Linked DNA regions of Homo sapiens: region 2 is linked to region 1. Evidence: read pairs that join two places in POLR2A ChIA-PET (ENCODE). Cell type or tissue: Panc1. All regions are shown on one strand. Each heading gives the region's core, and the rest is flanking DNA. Links, peaks and the distances in the headings are about the cores only. Region 1 overlaps PAAF1 (proteasomal ATPase associated factor 1). Region 2 overlaps RAB6A (RAB6A, member RAS oncogene family).

Evidence for each region. ChIA-PET counts read pairs that join two places held together with the same protein. Peaks named below come from ENCODE experiments on the same cell type or tissue, not always from the same donor. Only the 100,000 strongest peaks of a DNase experiment are listed, where the experiment ranks them.
Region 2: POLR2A ChIA-PET joins it to region 1 with 7 read pairs; 2 of 35 experiments call an interaction of 5 or more read pairs at or near these places.

Annotation. Positions count from the first base shown.
Region 1 is chr11:73,904,287-73,912,015 of GRCh38, reverse strand. It overlaps PAAF1 (proteasomal ATPase associated factor 1), which reads right to left. Exons shown (of 12, transcript NM_025155.3): 7 at 2,423-2,617. Among named protein-coding and RNA genes, the nearest start is that of PAAF1, 31 kb to the right of the region's middle. RefSeq lists an enhancer at 4,534-4,673. In Panc1, for the core only: no CTCF peak of the experiment used is centred there; a DNase peak (open chromatin) is centred at 4,620.
Region 2 is chr11:73,736,121-73,744,913 of GRCh38, reverse strand. The region is part of intron 1 of RAB6A (RAB6A, member RAS oncogene family); the gene reads left to right. Among named protein-coding and RNA genes, the nearest start is that of RAB6A, 21 kb to the left of the region's middle. In Panc1, for the core only: no CTCF peak of the experiment used is centred there; no DNase peak of the experiment used is centred there; H3K27ac peaks cover 288 bases.

The DNA of each region.
Region 1 (7,729 bases), core at 1,759-6,758:
GTTTACTATGTGAAATACCACTGAATTCAGAAAGACAAGCACAGAGAAACAAGGTGGATTAGGCAAGAAGAAGGTCACTGGTGGCTGGGGCCCATAGCTCACACCTGTAAGCCCAGCACTTTGGGAGGCTTAGGAGGGTGGATCACTTGAGGCCAGAAGTTCATGACCAGCCTGGCCAACATGGTGAAACCTCATCTGTACTACAAATACAAAAATTAGCCAGGCATGGTGGTGGGCACCCGTAATCCCAGCTACTCGGGAGGCTGAGGCACAAGAATCACTCGAACACTTGAACCTGGGAGGTGGAGGCTGCAGTGAGCCAAGAGATCGCACCACTGCACTCCAGCCTGGGCAACAGAGTGAGACTCCATCTCAAAAAAAAAAAAAAAAAAAGGAAGGTCACTGGTGACTTTAACAACAGCCATTTCAGTCAAGTACTTGGGCACAAACCATCCTAGAATGGGTTGAAGAGTAAATGGGAAATGAAAAATTACAGAAAACAAGAAAAAATATTCTCATTTAAATTACTTTAGGGCCAGGAGCTGTGGCTCATGCTTGTAATCCTAGCACTTTGGGAGGCTAAGATGGGAGAATCACTTGAGGCCATGAGTTCAACACCAGCCTGGGCAACATAGTGAGACCCTGTCTCTACAAAAATAAAAAAAAGTAGCTAGGTGTAGTGGTGCATGCCTAGAGTCCTAGCTACTCGAGAGGGTGAGAGGCAGGAGAACTGCTTGAACAGAGTACAGAGGATTATTAGGGCTAAGAAACTACTATGTATGATACTGCAATGGTAAATACATGTCACTGTACACTTGTCAGACCCTATAGGATATATAACACCAAGAGTAAGCCCTAATGTAAACTCTGAACTTTGGGTGACAATAATGTGTCACGTAGGTTCATCAGCTGTAATAAATGTACCACTCTGGTGGGGGATATTGATAGTGAGGAGGGCTATGTGTGAGTGGGTAAGGCAAAAGGTATATAAGAACTCCCTGTACTTTTTTTTTTTTTTTTTTTTTTGAGACAGAGTCTCACACTGTCGCCTGGGCTGGAGTGCAATGGAGCGATCTCAGCTCACTGCAACTTCCTCCTCCCAGGTTCACACGATTCTCCTGCCTTAGCCTCCCGAGTAGCTGGGATTACATGCACACACTACCACACCCAACTAATTTTTTGTATTTTTAGTAGAGATGGGGTTTCACTATGTTGGCCAGACTGGTTTCGAGCTCCTGACCTTGTGAATCGCCCGCCTCGGCCTCCCAAAGTGCTGGGATTACAGGCGTGAGCCACTGCACCTGGTCCCCTGTACTTTCTGCTAAATTTTGCTGTGAGCCTAAAATGGCCCTAAAAAATAAGGGCTATTTTTTAAAATGTGAGGGGCTAAGACAACAGTAGAAAAAACATTGTCCTATGGAACAGAGATGCAACTATTATTATGGGAAAATAAGAAGGAAAGTTGCCTTATTAGGACCTTTATTAGTCTCTCACCACAGCTATTCAACCCATTTCCTACTACTACCCCTCTTAATTCAACTTTCTAGCCCAGTCAAACATATCTTTTTATATAACACTTAGTTTCACGTCCAAGCTATAATGCAAACTGCCCCTACACCTACCCCTTGCCCTAGCTCCCATTGTCCTATCCTTACAATTACTGTCTGTTCAACTTCAACTTATCCTCTAAAGGTTCAAGCCAACTTCTTTTGTGACATCTTTCCTATCTATACTAACCGGGAACACTCCGTCCCTCTGAAAACCTATTATATTTGCATTAGGACTTGCTAATTTGCCAGGCATGGTGGTGCAGGCCTGTAGTCCCAGCTATTAGGGAGGCTGTGGTGGGAGCATCACTTGAGCCCAGGAGTTCAATGCCAGCCTGGGCAAAACAGCAGGACTCTATCGCTAAAAGAATAAAATAAATAAAAAGAATCACTAATTATTTCAGCCAAATGTTACTGTTCTCTAAATGTTTTAAAGCAAGCTTGTCCAACCTGCAGCCCAGGGTGGCTCTGAATGAGGCCCAACACAAATTCATAAACTTTCTTAAAATATTATGAGATTTATTTATTTTTAGCTCAGCTATCATCAATGTTGTGTATTTTATGTGTGGCCCAAGACAAGTCTTCCAATGTGGCCCAGGGAAGCCAAAAGATCGGACACCCCTGCTTTATAGGCATTTATCTCATCTTCTACATTAGATTGTACTTACTGAAACGCAGTGCTATGACATATACTTCCTTTGTAGATTCCAAAGTAATAGAAACATAGTAGGTACAGAGTAAATATTAATCGTATGGTGAAAACAGAAATACCAGGCACAGAGCAGAAAAGGATGAGGAAGAAAAGGAGAAACTAAGGCAATCACTGAAGGGGGCCTAAGAAAATAAAACAATGCTACATATCATTATCAACTTACTGGGCATCTGCTCAGGGGAGCCAAGGTTTATGGAGTTGTCAGCAGCACCCACCGCCACTCCATTGATAGAAGAACCACAATCTGCAAGGACTCCCAAGCAGGCTGAGCGCCCACAATCCCAAAGTCGTGCTGTCCCATCTCGAGAAGCAGACACCACATTCCTCCCCCGATCAACGATGGCTGTATCCAGGATACCTAGCAAGAGAAAAAAACTCCCTAAGATGGAGGATGGAGTAAAGGAACTACAAGGGCAGAGAAGATGGAGCTGCATAAATGACTCCATCCCTTCACAAACATGTTCTGAACAGGTACCACATGCTGGCCATGTTCAAGTGCTAGAAAAACAGAAATAGAGTCCCAGCTTCCCAATGAATCAAAGTCTAGCTGTGAAAGACAGGCATGGAAAAACAAGTACTGGATTTAATTTTTAGTGGAGTGTGCTAGAGAAATCATGTTCAAGTTTTTTATTTTGTCTTCAAAACTCTTTTTTAAAAAGAAAAATTAAGAGGTCGGGCGTGGTGGCTCACACCTGTAATCCCAGCACTTTGGGAGGCCGAGGCAGGTGGATTGCCTGAGCTCAGCAGTTCAAGACCAGCCTAGCTAACATGATGAAACCCTGTCTTTACTAAAAATACAAAATAGCCAGGCGTGGTGACACATGCCTGTAATCCCAGCTAAACAGGAGGCTGAGGCAGGAGAATCGCTCGAACCTGGGAGGCGTAGGTTGCAGTGACCCGAGATCACGCCACTGCACTCCAGCCTTCAACAGAGGAGACTCCGTCTCAAAAAATAAATAAATAAATAAAAAATAAAAATTAAGTAGACACCTTAACAAGAACTTTGGAGGAAAAAAAAGTTGACACCTAAGCTAATTCAGTTTGAAAATCACTGCCTTGGCCAGGTGCAGTGGTACACACCTGTAATTCCAGCACTTTGGGAGGCTGAGGCAGGAGAATCTCTTGAGCGCAGGAGTTTAAGACCAGCCTGGGTGACACAGCATGACTCTGTCTGTACAAAAAATTTAATTTAGGTATGGTGGCTCGTGCCTGTAATCCCAGCTACTCAGGAGGCTGAGGTGGGAGGATTGCTTGAGCCCTGGAGTTCAAGGCTACAGTAAGCCATGATTGCTCCACTGCACTCCAGCCTGGGCAGTGGAGCAAGACCCATATATATATATACACACATATATATACACATATATATATACACACATATATATACATATATATATACACACATATATACACATATATACACATATATATACATATATACACATATATATACATATATACACACATATATATACATATATACACATATATACACATATATACATATATATACACATATATATACACACATATATATATATTTATTTACATATATGCTGCTGCTGCTTTCACTGATAATTGATTAAAAGGGTTAGCCTCCCCATTTGAAAAAAGGACATGACTTCTGGTTTTGGCCAAGAAAGAGTAGTCCCATTGCTCCTAGGTCCTTCTGTTTACAACTGAAAAGTCATTGACACCACAAGCATAGTAAGACTTGGAATGATGGAAAGAAGGTGGTGGACCACTTAAGGACCTCAGGACTTAAAAAACAACACAGCAATGAGTTCCTGGATTTCCTTATTGCCTCCCACATGTCCTGGACAGGACACTGCAGAAGCCTCCAACACAAAACTGCTAACAGGAACAGAGTTAAAAAACAAAACAAAACAAAACTCCCAGTAAAGTCTGTTGCCCCTAGCCCAAAGACTGAGAAAGAAGTAGCTCACAAAATAGAAATCTTGGCAACATCCACCCTATACCAGTAGACATCAACAGAAAAACTGTTACTTCCCCTCCCCCATGGTTTCAGTGGGGCTGAACAGGAGGTGATCATCTACCCCGCTCCCATGGAAGCCGGCAGCAGCACTCCCATTCCCCTACCCAGTGGGGTTGACCAGGTTAAGTAGGGTACTGTCACAGGATCTAGCAGTGAGCTCAGTTTCCATCCCCACCTGGCAGTGACAGGCACAAAGAGGTGCCCTGAGGTGCCCACCACCCCTTCCCAGGTGTCAGTCAGCAGGGAACCAAGCTTATAACGCCACTAGAAGGCAATGAGGTGATGCAAGTCAGGTGGTGCAACTGTGTCCTACTTTCACCAAGAAGATGACACAGGACCAAGGGGGAAGCTGAACTTCCACCTCCCCTGTCTGCAGTGTGAGGCGGTATGAGTCAGTGCTCCACTTTTGCCAGGGTAGTGTCAGGGGAGTCCAGTAGGTGGCTGAACATTCTTATCTACCCAGCCCTCATACCATACCTCAACAGGGAACTGCCTGCCAAAAAAGATGATGGAATTAAGATCGAGTGTTATAATGTCCAAAATGCCTATCGATTTTATAGTTTTTGAAGCCCTTTATTATCTATAATCTGAATATTTGCTATGGTCCCTAGCCTCAGGAATACACAGCATAAAAAAATAGAGTTGATTATAGACATAAAGACTTACAATGGAAAAAAAAAAAGAGAAAAAATACACAAACAGAATATATCTGGAAAAAAAAAGACATACAATACAATGGTACAGGTGTAAAAACACAGAGTTGTATGGAGTAGAGAGGTAGTGCAACCCTATGGTGATCCAGGCAGGGCTAGTATTTGTTTCATTAAAACCCATTTAACGATGCTTAGTATAGGTGCCCAATAAATTAAGAGTAACTGACCAAAAGTCACATAGCTAATTAGTGGTCTTTAGCATACTTTCTTTCCTCTTAAAATGAAATGACTTCAGATACACAAACCTTGACAAAAACTCTACAGCAACTCAGCGTAACGTACAAGTGCCAATCCAATGTGATTAACCACATGTCTCTCAAGTCTTACTGGAAATTTCACTTTGTTTAGAAAAAGATGAGTTTAAGAAAATGCCACAGCTTTAAAAAGTAGCCAATTTAGGGTCTGTGTGAGAAAATATCATTAAAAGCAACTCAGGTGGGACCTAATCACTATAGTGTAACTTTTCAAATAGATCCAATTTAAAATAAAAACTAAATCCAGGCCAGGTACAGTGCCTCACAACTGTAATCCCAGCACTTTGGGAGTCTGAGGCGGGCAGATCACTCGAGGCCAGGAGTTCAAGACCAGCCTGGCCAACGTAGCGAAACCCGTCTCTACTAAAATACAAAAATTAGCCAGGTGTGGTGGCAGGTGCCTGTAATCCCAGCTACTTGGGAGGCTGAGGCACAAGAATCACTTGAACCCGAGAGGCAGAGGTTGAAGTGAGCGGAGATTGCACCACTACACTCCAGCCTGGGTAACAGAGGGAATCTCAAAAAAACAAACAAACAAACAAAACTAAACGAAATTCAATTTATACAGCTGGCAACGGTTGTTAGGTAAATGTAATTCTCACAGCTATATACCCACTGGATATAGGCCACTAGAGAAAAGATTTTTCAGTCTTCCTTTCAAAAACAGATCTATCAAGCCCATATGGTTTGCTGCCATCTTGTTTCTTATTTTGCAATTGGTCACTAAAGTATTTTGAGTTTGGAAAATCTACATTTCTATTTCAACTCCATAATACATTCAGCAAAAATCTAATTAGAAAGTATCTTAGAGCTTTTAAGAATCCTAAGGAATCACCATAAGGAAGGTCTTTCAGCTCTTATTAAGCAATCAAAGATCTCCTTATGTCTCTACTGGAAGTTCCAACCACTATTTCAAAATGCTACTGAGTTCCACGGAAGTGATACATGCTTTTGGAAAAAAAAAATTCTGAAAAGTATGTATTCAAGGCAGGGATGCTATAGCTGTGGCTAGAAAGCTGACTATATTATTAATTGTGTATAAATTTCAAGTAATACTCACCAAAGAGCTGCAATCTAGATAGTTTTCCTTTTCTATAAAAGCAGAGTGGAAAATTATCACCCTCTCTTTAGTAAATAAAATGTCACTCATAATGTAACAGCATCTAGTGTGGGTCTCTTAACACTTACACGACAAGAATAAAGAAAAGAGGAGCCTAGAGAAGTGGGAACCTATGAAGAATGACTTTAGAAAGAAGCTATCAAAGTAGCAATTTTGGCTAGGCATGGTAGCTCATGCCTGTAATCCCAGCACTTTGGGAGGCCAATGAGGGAGGATCACAAGGTCAGGAGTTTGAGACCAGCCTTGCCAATATGGTGAAACCCAGTTTCTTCTAAAAATACAAAAATTAGCCGGGCATGGTGGCGTGTACCTGTAGTCCCAGCTACTTGGGAAGCTGAGGCAGAAGAATCACTTGAACCCAGGAGGCGGAGGTTGCACTGAGCTGAGATCACGCCACTGCACACCAGCCTGGGCAACAGAGTGAGATTCTGTCTCAAAAAAAAAAAGAAAGCAGCAATTTCAAGAATGCCTTTCCAAGAGAAGCAGCCATAGCTAAGACTTACCAGAAGCTGCAAAAAGCTTTACTGTTATTTTTGTTTTGTTTTGTTGAGATGGGATCTCACTATATTGCCCAGACTAGAGTGCCATTGCTATTCACAGGCACAATTATATCACACTGCAGCCCTGAACTCCTGGCCTCAAGAGATCTACCTACCTTTGCCTTCCAAATAGCTGGGATTACAGACATGCACCACTGCACCCAGCTGGAAAAGGCTTTAGATATCAAACCAAATAGATACAAGTCTTCACCATACAAACCAGAACACAAAAGCATTTGCCTTCAAGAAAAGATTCAGCAGAATCACATACGAGCATCCCAGCCAAAGTCTGGAAATACGAATAACATTAGATGAAACTATTCCTGAAATAAATATTTGTAAGAAATAAAGCAAATTTCATATTCCCAGGTGTATATTCTTAACAAGTGTATTTATTTAGTTTCTCTATCATATTAAGCTGTTTTAATGTTGCTAGGGAGCAATATACATACATGCGTATATGGGAAAATTAATGGCTATGACTCAGATCTCCGAAAAAAAAATAAGCCTTGAAGCACCTCCTATTACTTGGAGGCGGCATAGCCAATTTCTAAGAAAGTATTTAAGACTTGGAAAATAATGGCGCAAGTGCTGATACTGCAACCTGGTTTCTTAAAATTATTCTATAAATGTAAGCATTTCCACTACCATTATGAGAAAAAAAATAAAAATAAAGCCAACTAGTTAACTAAAATAGGGTGTAATTTGGTCTCAATGTTTCACTGATTATGAAAGATGTAATGCTTATTATAAAGAATTAGGATTATAAATGTATATCCCCAAATTTCACAAGCTTACTTAAATGGCCTGGGCAATTTAACTTCAAACTGATTAAAGTGCATTTTAGAATT
Region 2 (8,793 bases), core at 1,478-6,477, 170 kb after region 1:
AACCTCCACTTCCCGGGTTCAAGCGATTCTCCTGCCTCAGCCTCCTGAGTAGCTGGGACTACAGGTGTGCATCACCATGCCCAGCTAATTTTTGTATTTTTAGTAGAGATGGGGTTTCACCATGTTGGCCAGGATGGTCTCGATCTCTTGACCTCATGACCTGCCCGCCTCGGCCTCCCAAAGTGTTGGGATTACAGGCGTAAGCCACCGCGCCCAGCCCCAGTGCTTATTTTGAACTTTCCACTGGAATATTCTTTTAGAGTGCAAACTATTTTGATTTCTCTTTTTGTCCTTATGATACAATTATAAAAGTATGTTGACTTTGTTGTAGGAGTAAAATAAAAGTCCTGCTGCCATCTAAAATTCTTTTTTTTTTTTTTTTTTTTTTTTTTTTTTTTTTTTGGAGACAGGGTCTCACTCTGTTGCCCAGGCTGGAGTGCAGTGGTGTCATCACAGTATACTACAGCCTTGACCTCCTGGGCTCAAGTGATACTCCTCCCTCAGCCTCCTGAGTAGCTGGGACCACAAGCATGTGCTACTACATGTGGCTAATTTAAATTTTTTTTTTTTTTTTTTGAGATGGAGTCTCCCTTTGTCACCCAGGCTGGAGTGCATTGGTGCGATCTCGGCTCACTGCAACCTCCACCTCCCGAGTTCACGCCATTCTCCTGCCTCAGCCTCCCGAGTAGCTGGGACTACAGGCGCCCACCACCATGCCCGGCTAATTTTTTGTATTTTTAGTAGAGACAGGGTTTCACTGTGTTAACCAGGATGGTCTCCATCTCTTGACCTCGTGATCCACCCGCCTCAGCCTCCCAAAGTGCTGAAATTACAGGCGTGAGCCACTGCGCCCGTCCAGTTTAAAATTTTTTGTAGAGATAGGGTCTTGCCATGTTGTCCATGTTGAACTTTTGGGCTCAAGTGATCCCTGCCTCAGCCTCTCAAAATGCTGGGATTGCAGGCATGAGCCATGGCACCTGGCTGATCTAAAATTCTTAGAGAGATGCAATCTTAGGCTGAAAGTAATTTAGAAAGATAATTTAGTTTTTTTTCCTTCAGGCAGAACCATATCTGATATCAATTTTATGAGCTAATAATGTAACCAGGAAAGAAAAGTTTCACAAAATTGTGTTATGTGAGCAAGGGTTCAGAGCCTCTAAAGTACATAGTATGCTTGGAGAATAATGAATAGCCTTCTGTAATTGGCAGATGAGGTTTATGTTTGTTAAAGGTGTGAGATGAGACTGGAGGCTAGGCTCAGAATTAAGTGTTTTTTTTTGGTTGGTGGTTTTTTTCTGAGACAGGATCTCGCCATATTGCCCAGGCTGCAGTGATCCTGTCTCACTGAAGCCTCAGTCTCCTGGGCTCAAGTGATCCTCCCACCTGATACTCTTGAGTAGTTGGGACTACAGGCACACACCACCACACCTGGCTTCAAACTCAAGTTTGACATAAAGGTCCTTGATGACCTGCTAAAAGTTTAACATTATCTTACGGATACTGGGGACCCCTGCAATGTTTTATAAATTGAAGAAGGATACCTCTGCTAGTATGGAGGTTGGACACTGACAGTGCTTTCTTTCTTTTTTCTCTTTTTTTTTTTTTTTTTGAGACAGAGTTTCGCTCTGTTGATCAGGCTGGAGTGCGGTGGCGCAATCTTGGGTCATTGCAACCTCCGCCTCCCAGGTTCAAGTAGTTCTCCTGCCTCAGCCTCTGGAGTAGCTGGGATTACAGGTGCCCACCACAAGATCTGGCTAATTTTTTTTGTGTGTGTATTTTTAGTAGAGATGGGGTTTCACTATGCTGCCCAGGCTGGTCTCAAACTCGAGTGATCTGCCCGTCTTGGCCTCCCAAAGTGCTGGGATTACAGGCGTGAGCCACCGTGCTTGGCCTTACAGTGCTTTCTTATCTTGTTCACTCTCTTGTATGTGTGCATATTTGTTTTCTTCAGTGGATTGTAAGCTCCTTTCAGGTCAGGGCTTTACTCGTATTTGTTTTTGCATTCTTATCCCCCAACCTCCTTATTTCCTAGCATTTAATAGTTTTGGAATGAAGTGAGAAATAGCCATTTGAGCATTGATGTATTTGTTTACTTTTTTTTTTTGAGACAGATTTTCATTCTTGTTGCCCAGGCTGGAGTCAATGGGGCAATCTCGATTCACTGCAACCTCCATCTCCCGAGTTCAAGCGATTCTCCTGCCTCAGCCTCCCAAGTACTGGGATTATAGGCATGTGCTACCACGCCCAGCTAATTTTGTATTTTTAGTAGCGACGGGGTTTCTCCGTGTTGGTCAGGCTGGTCTTGAACTCCTGACCTCAGGTGATCCACCTGCCTCAGCCTCCCAGTGTGTTGGGATTACAGGCGTGAGCCACCACGCCTGGCCCATTTTTCTTTGATAAGAGTAATCAGTAGTCTGTCTTTACCATTATGTATCTTTCTTATCTGCAGCTTTTATGTAGTTAAACAAGTTTTTTTGTCTGCGTGTGGTGGATCACGCCTGTAATCCCAGCACTTTGGGAAGCTTAGGCGAGAGGATCACTTGAATCCAGGAGTTTGAGACAAGGCTGGGCAGCCATAGCCAGACCCTGTTTCTATTTTGTTTTATTATTATTTATTTATTTATTTATTTTTGAGACAGAGTCTCGCTCTGTCGCCCAGGCTGGAGTGCAGTGGCACAATCTCAGCTCACTGCAACCTCTGCCTCCTGGGTTCAAGCAATTCTCCTGCCTCAGCCTCCCAAGTAGCTGGGGTTACAGGTGCCCACCACCACACCCAGCTAATTTTTGTATTTTTAGTAGAGACAGGGTTTCACCATATTGACCAGGCTGGTCGTGAACCTCTGACCTCAAGTAATCCACCTGCCTCAGCCTCCCAACGTGCTGGAATTACAGGCGTGAGCCACCATGCCCAGCCTATTTTATTTTTTCTTTTTTAATTTTGTTTTTCTTTTTAAATCACATTCCCTTCTTGTCCCTATATGTCTCCTGGAGGCAGGAGATATATAGGAAATATCAGTAAGTGCCTCTCAATTTTGCTGTGAACCTAAAACTGATCTAAAAAATTAAATCTTAAAAAATTTCATTTCATTTTGTTTTAATTTTTTATTTCTTTTTGTCTTTTCCAGAATATTATGTAGTTGGATCATGTATGCATTCCTTTCGAGATAAGATATTTTCATTTAATAGTTCACATTAGGTTCTGGCATGTCTTTCTATGATTTGATAGCTTATTTCTTTTTGGTGCTGAATAATACTCAATTGTGTGGATATACCACAGTTTGTGTATCCATTCACCTACTGAAGGACATTTTGGTTGCTTTCAAGTTTTGCCAGTTACTAATAAAAAGCAGCTGTAAACATACATGTACGTCCTTTTTTTTTTTCTTGTGCAGATTTTTGTGTGGACATGTTTTCAGCTCTTTTGGGTAAATACCAAGGAGCATGGTCGCTGGATCATATGGTAAGAGTATATTTTGGGCCAGGCACGGTGGCTCACGCCTATAATCTTAGCACTTTGGGAGGCCGAGGTGGGTGGATCACCTTAGGTCAGGAGTTCAAGACCAGCCTGGCCAACATGGTGAAACCCCGTCTCTACTAAAAATACAAAAAATTAGCCAGGCGTGGTGGCATGCACCTGTAATCCCAGCTGATTGGGAGGCTGAGGCAGGAGAATGGCGTGAACCCGGGAGGTGGAGCTTGCAGTGAGCCGAGATTGCGCCACCGCATTCCAGCCTGGGCGACAGAGCAAGACTCTGTTGGGGGGGTGGGGGGAAGGAGTATATTTTGTTTTGTCAGGTAAATATTTTTTGTTTTTACTTTGGATGTCTCTATTTCATCATGCTGGAAACTCATACTGTAGATCTAATAAATATTATTGTGGAGAAACCACTTTTATTAAAAACAACTTTTGAGCCATAGATGTGAAATTACTTATTTTAACAAATTTTCTATACAACCACATTCATTCTCTCCATTTTTAAATACGACTGTACAGGTGTAGTGTAGTTTTTTTTTTTCTTTTTTTTAAAGACAGAGTCTCACTCTGTTGCCCAGGCTGGAGTGCACTGGCGTGATCTCGGCTCACTGCAACCTCTGCCTCCCAGGTTTAAGCGATTGTCCTGCCTCAGCCCCCCCGAGTAGCTGGATTACAGGCGCATGCCATCACGCCTGGCCAATTTTGTATTTTTAGTAGAGACGGGGTTTCACCATGTTGGCCAGGTTAGTCTCAAACTCCTGACCTCAGGTGATCCGCCTGCCTTGGCCTCCCAAAGTGCTGGGATTACCGGCGTGAGCCGCTGCTCCTGGCCAGCTAGTTTTTTTTTTTTTAAATTAACTTTAGGAGAAACAAAAAATCTTGATTCAATTTAGGTCTTTTAGAGAAAGGCTACTAGATTTTTAAACTTTAGTTTTATTGACTAGGTAAGTTACACTGAAGTAGCATTAGCTTGGTTTATTTGATTTTGTTTTCCTCTAGAATTGCATCACCTAGGTGAGACGCCCTTGGATATGATATTGCAGTGAGGTTTGCTTGCAGCTGAGCTTTTCTGTTGTGATCCCTAGGTACTTTTCTCAACTGTCTTTGTTACCAGGATGGAACAATGACTAGATAGTGTCTTTTGCTTGGCTTTGTTACTACAATCATAGCATATGATTTAAGCTACCATTATCATAGCGGATTAATTTTTTATAGTGTTTTTTTGTGGGAAAAAGTAAAAAATATAAATATCTAATTGGTCTAGTTCAATACTATCTGGCCAATGTTATTGACCAAGAATTATGAAGCAGGTCAGAATTTATCATAGTTATAGATTGTAGACTAATTGAGTCCTCTCTTTTTTTTTTTTTTCTTTTTTTTGAGACAGAGTCTTGCTCTGTTGCCCAGGCTGGACTGCAGTGGCGCAGTCTCGGCTCACTGCAACCTCTGCCTCCCAGGTTCAAGCGATTCTCCTGCCTCAGTCTCCTGAGTAGCTGGGACTACAGGTGTGTGCCACCAAGCCCAGCTAATTTTTTGTATTTTTAGTAGAGATGGGGTTTCACTGTGTTAGCCAGGGTGGTGGTCTCCATCTCCTGACTTTGTGATCTGCCCGCCCGGGCCTCCCAAAGTGCTGGGATTACAGGCATGAGCCACCGGGCCCGGCCTGAGGCTTCTCTTTTTTATGCAAATACCAGTCTTAGATTGTGTGAATCCTAGGTATCCTTCAAGAGTATATTATGTGAGGACTTACTTTGCCACTTATAAAACTTATCTTTTAAATTAATATCCCTCGGTTTTCTTGAGGCCCCAATAATTAGTTTATCTAACTTTTAATAATCAACCTTAGAGGTGGCAGGATTTCTTGAGCCCAAGGACTTGGCACTGCAGTGAGCCATGATTGGTGTCACTGCACTCCAGCCTGAGACAGAACAAGACCCTGATTCAAAAAAATAAAAAATAAAAAATCAGGCTGAGTGCACTGGTGGCTCATGACTCATCCCAGCATTTGGGAGGCTGAGGCGGGAAGATCACTTGAGCCCAGGAGTTCGAGACCAACCTGGGCAATATAGTGACACCCCATCTCTTAAAAAATTTTTTAGTTTACTTTTTAGTTATCTTTGGTGTTCCAGTATTTATATATATATATATATATATTTTTTTTTTTTTTTTTTTTTTAATTATTATTACTATTTTTTTTTTGCAGTCTTGCTCTGTCTCCCAGGCCAGAGTGCAGTGCTGTGATCTTGGCTCCCTGCAGCCTCCACTTCCCAGGTTCAAGCGATTCTTGTGCCTCAGCATCCTGAGTACTAGACCTGCCTAATTTTTGTATTTTTAGTAGAGATAGGATTTCACCACGTTGGCCAGGCTGATCTTGAACTCCTGACCTCAAGTGATCTGCCCACCTCAGCCTCCCAAAGTGCTGGGATTACAGGCATGAGCCACTGTGCCCAGCCCCAATATTAGTTTAGTTTAGTTTAGTTTAGTTTTGTTTTTTGAGACAGGAGTCTCACTCTGTTGCCCAAGCTGGAGTGCAGTGGCGCAGTCTTGGCTCACTGCAGCCTCCGACTCCCAGGCTCAAGCAATCATCTGGGCTCAGCCTCTCAAGTAACTGGGACTACAGGTGTGTGCCACTATGCTGGGTAATTTTTGTATTTTTAGTAGAGACGGGGTTTTGCCATGTTGCCCAGGCTGGCCTCAAACTCCTGACCTCAAGTGATCTGCCTGCCTCGGCCTACCAAAGTGCGACCGCTCCTGGCCTCAATATTGGATATTTATTTTATTTTTTACTTTGAGACAGGATCTTACCCTGTTGCCAGGGCTGGAGTGCAGTGGCACTATCACAGTTTATAGTAGTTGCAAACTCCTGGGCTTGAATCTTCCTGCCTCAACCTCCCAAGTAGCTGGGGCTACAGGTCTACTCCACTGTGCTTGGCTAAATTTCTTTTTAAATGTTTTTGGAGATGGAGTTTTGCTTTGTTGCCCGGCTAGCCTTGGACTCCTTGCCTCAAGCATCCTCCAGTTTCAGCTTCCCGAGTATCTGGGATTACAGGCAAGAGCCACTGTCCCTGACCATTTTAGCCATTTTTAAGTGTGTAGTTCAGTGGCATTAAGAACATTCACATTGTAGTACCGGCTAGGCATGGTGCCTCACGACCATAATCCTGGTACTTTGGGAGGCCGTGGTGGGAGGATTGCTTGAGCTCAGGAGTTCAAAACCAGCTTGGGCAACTTAGTGAGACCTTGTCTCTATTAAAAATAAATAAATAAGTAAAAAATAAATAAAAAATAACATTCACATTTAGTACAACCATCACCTGCATAAATTTTTATAACAACTTTATGGAGCTAAAGTTTACATATCATATAATTTACTTGTATCAAGTATACAGTTTAGTGGTTTTTAGTATATATTAATAACATGTGGTCTTTTTTTTTTTTTTTTTTGAGATGGAGTCTCCCTCTGTTGCCCAGGCTGGAGTGCATGGTGTGATCTCGGCTCACTGCAACCTCCGCCTCCCGGGTTCAAGCAATTCTTTGCCTCAGCCTCCCGAGTAGCTGGGATTACAGGCGCCCACCACCACGCCCAGCTAATTTTTGTATTTTTTTTAAGTAGAGACGGGGTTTCACCATGTTGGCCAGGCTGGTCTTGAACTCCTGACCTCATGATCCACCCGCCTTGGCCTCCCAAAGTGCTGGGATTACAGGCGTGAGTCACCATGCCCGGCAATAATATGTGGTCTTTAGTGACTGATCTCTTTCAGTTAGTGTAGTGTTTTCAAGGTTCATTTGTTTTGAAGCATATTATCAATACTTCATCCCATTGTATCTGTGTACCACGTTTTGTTTATTAGTTGATGGACATTTGGCTTGTTTCTGCACTTTGGCTCTTATGGGTAGTGCTTGCCATATGTTATAATGATTTCATTATCATTTAGCTCAAATGATGATGAGTTTTAGAAACAGGGTCTTGCTCTGTCACCCAGGCTGGAGTGCAGTGGTGTGATCATAGCTCACTGCAGCCTCAAACTCCTAGGTTCAAGCAATCCTTCTGCTTCGGCCTGCCAAGTAGGGGACTACAGGTGCATGCCACCACACTCTAGTAAATTTTAAATTTTTTGTAGAGATAGGGTCTCGCTTATTTGCCCAGGCTGATCTCGAACTCCTGTATTCACTCGATCCTCCTCAGCCTCCCAAAGTGATGGGATTACATACACGAGCCAACACACCAAGCCTAAATTTCCATTGTGAGTTCTTCTTGAACCTCTGGGTTAGAAGTACATTATGTTATTTCCAAACATTTCAACATTTTCTGGATATCTTTTAGTTGTAAATTTCTTGTTCAGTTTCACTGAGGGCAGATAATACGTTCTATATGATTTCAAACATTTGAAATTTGTTGAGACTTGCTTTGTGTCCCAGCACTTGTTTTCTTTCTTTCTTCTTTTTTTTTTTTTTTTTTTTGAGACAGTGTCTCGCTGTGTCACCCAGGCTGGACTGCAGTGGCATGATCACGGTTCATTGTAGCTTTGACCTCCTGGGCTCAAGCAATCCTCCCACCTTAGCCTCTCAAGTGTCTGGGACAACAGTATGTACCACCATGCCTGGCTAATTGTTTTTTTTTTTTTTTTTCTTTTTTTTTTCTTTCTCGAGATGAAGTCTCACTGTGTTGCACAGGCTGGAGTGCAGTGGCACAGTCTTGGCTCACTGTAACCTTTGCCTCCCAGGATTAAGTGATTGTCCTGCCTCAGCCTCCGGAGTAGCTGGGATTACAGGCATGAGCCACAATGCCTGGCTAATTTTTGCATTTTTAGTACAGACAGAATTTCACCATGCTGGCCAGGCTGGTCTCAAACTCCTGACCTCAGGTGATCTACCCACCTTGGCCTCCCAAAGTGCTGGGATTACAGGCGTGAGCCACACCGCGCCTGGCCAACTGTACTTGTTTTCAATTAGGAGATACCTTCATCTAGAATTACTTTCACTGGTGAATTTCTTTTTCTTTTTTTTTTGGAGACAGAGTCTTTCTCTGTTGCCCAGGCTGGAGTGCAGTGGCACAATCTCGGCTCACTGCAACCTCCGCCTCCCGGGTTCAAGTGATTTCCCTGCCTCAGCCTCCCAAGTAGCTCAGATTGTGGGTCTCTGCCACCACACCCGGCTGATTTTTGTATTTTTAGTAGAGATGGGGTTTCACCATGTTGGCCAGGCTGATCTGAAACTCCTGACCTCAAGTCATCTGCCCGCCTTGGCCTCTCAAAGTGCTGAGATTACAGCCATGAGCCACCGCACCTGGCCTTAAAACGGTGAATTTCTCATATCTG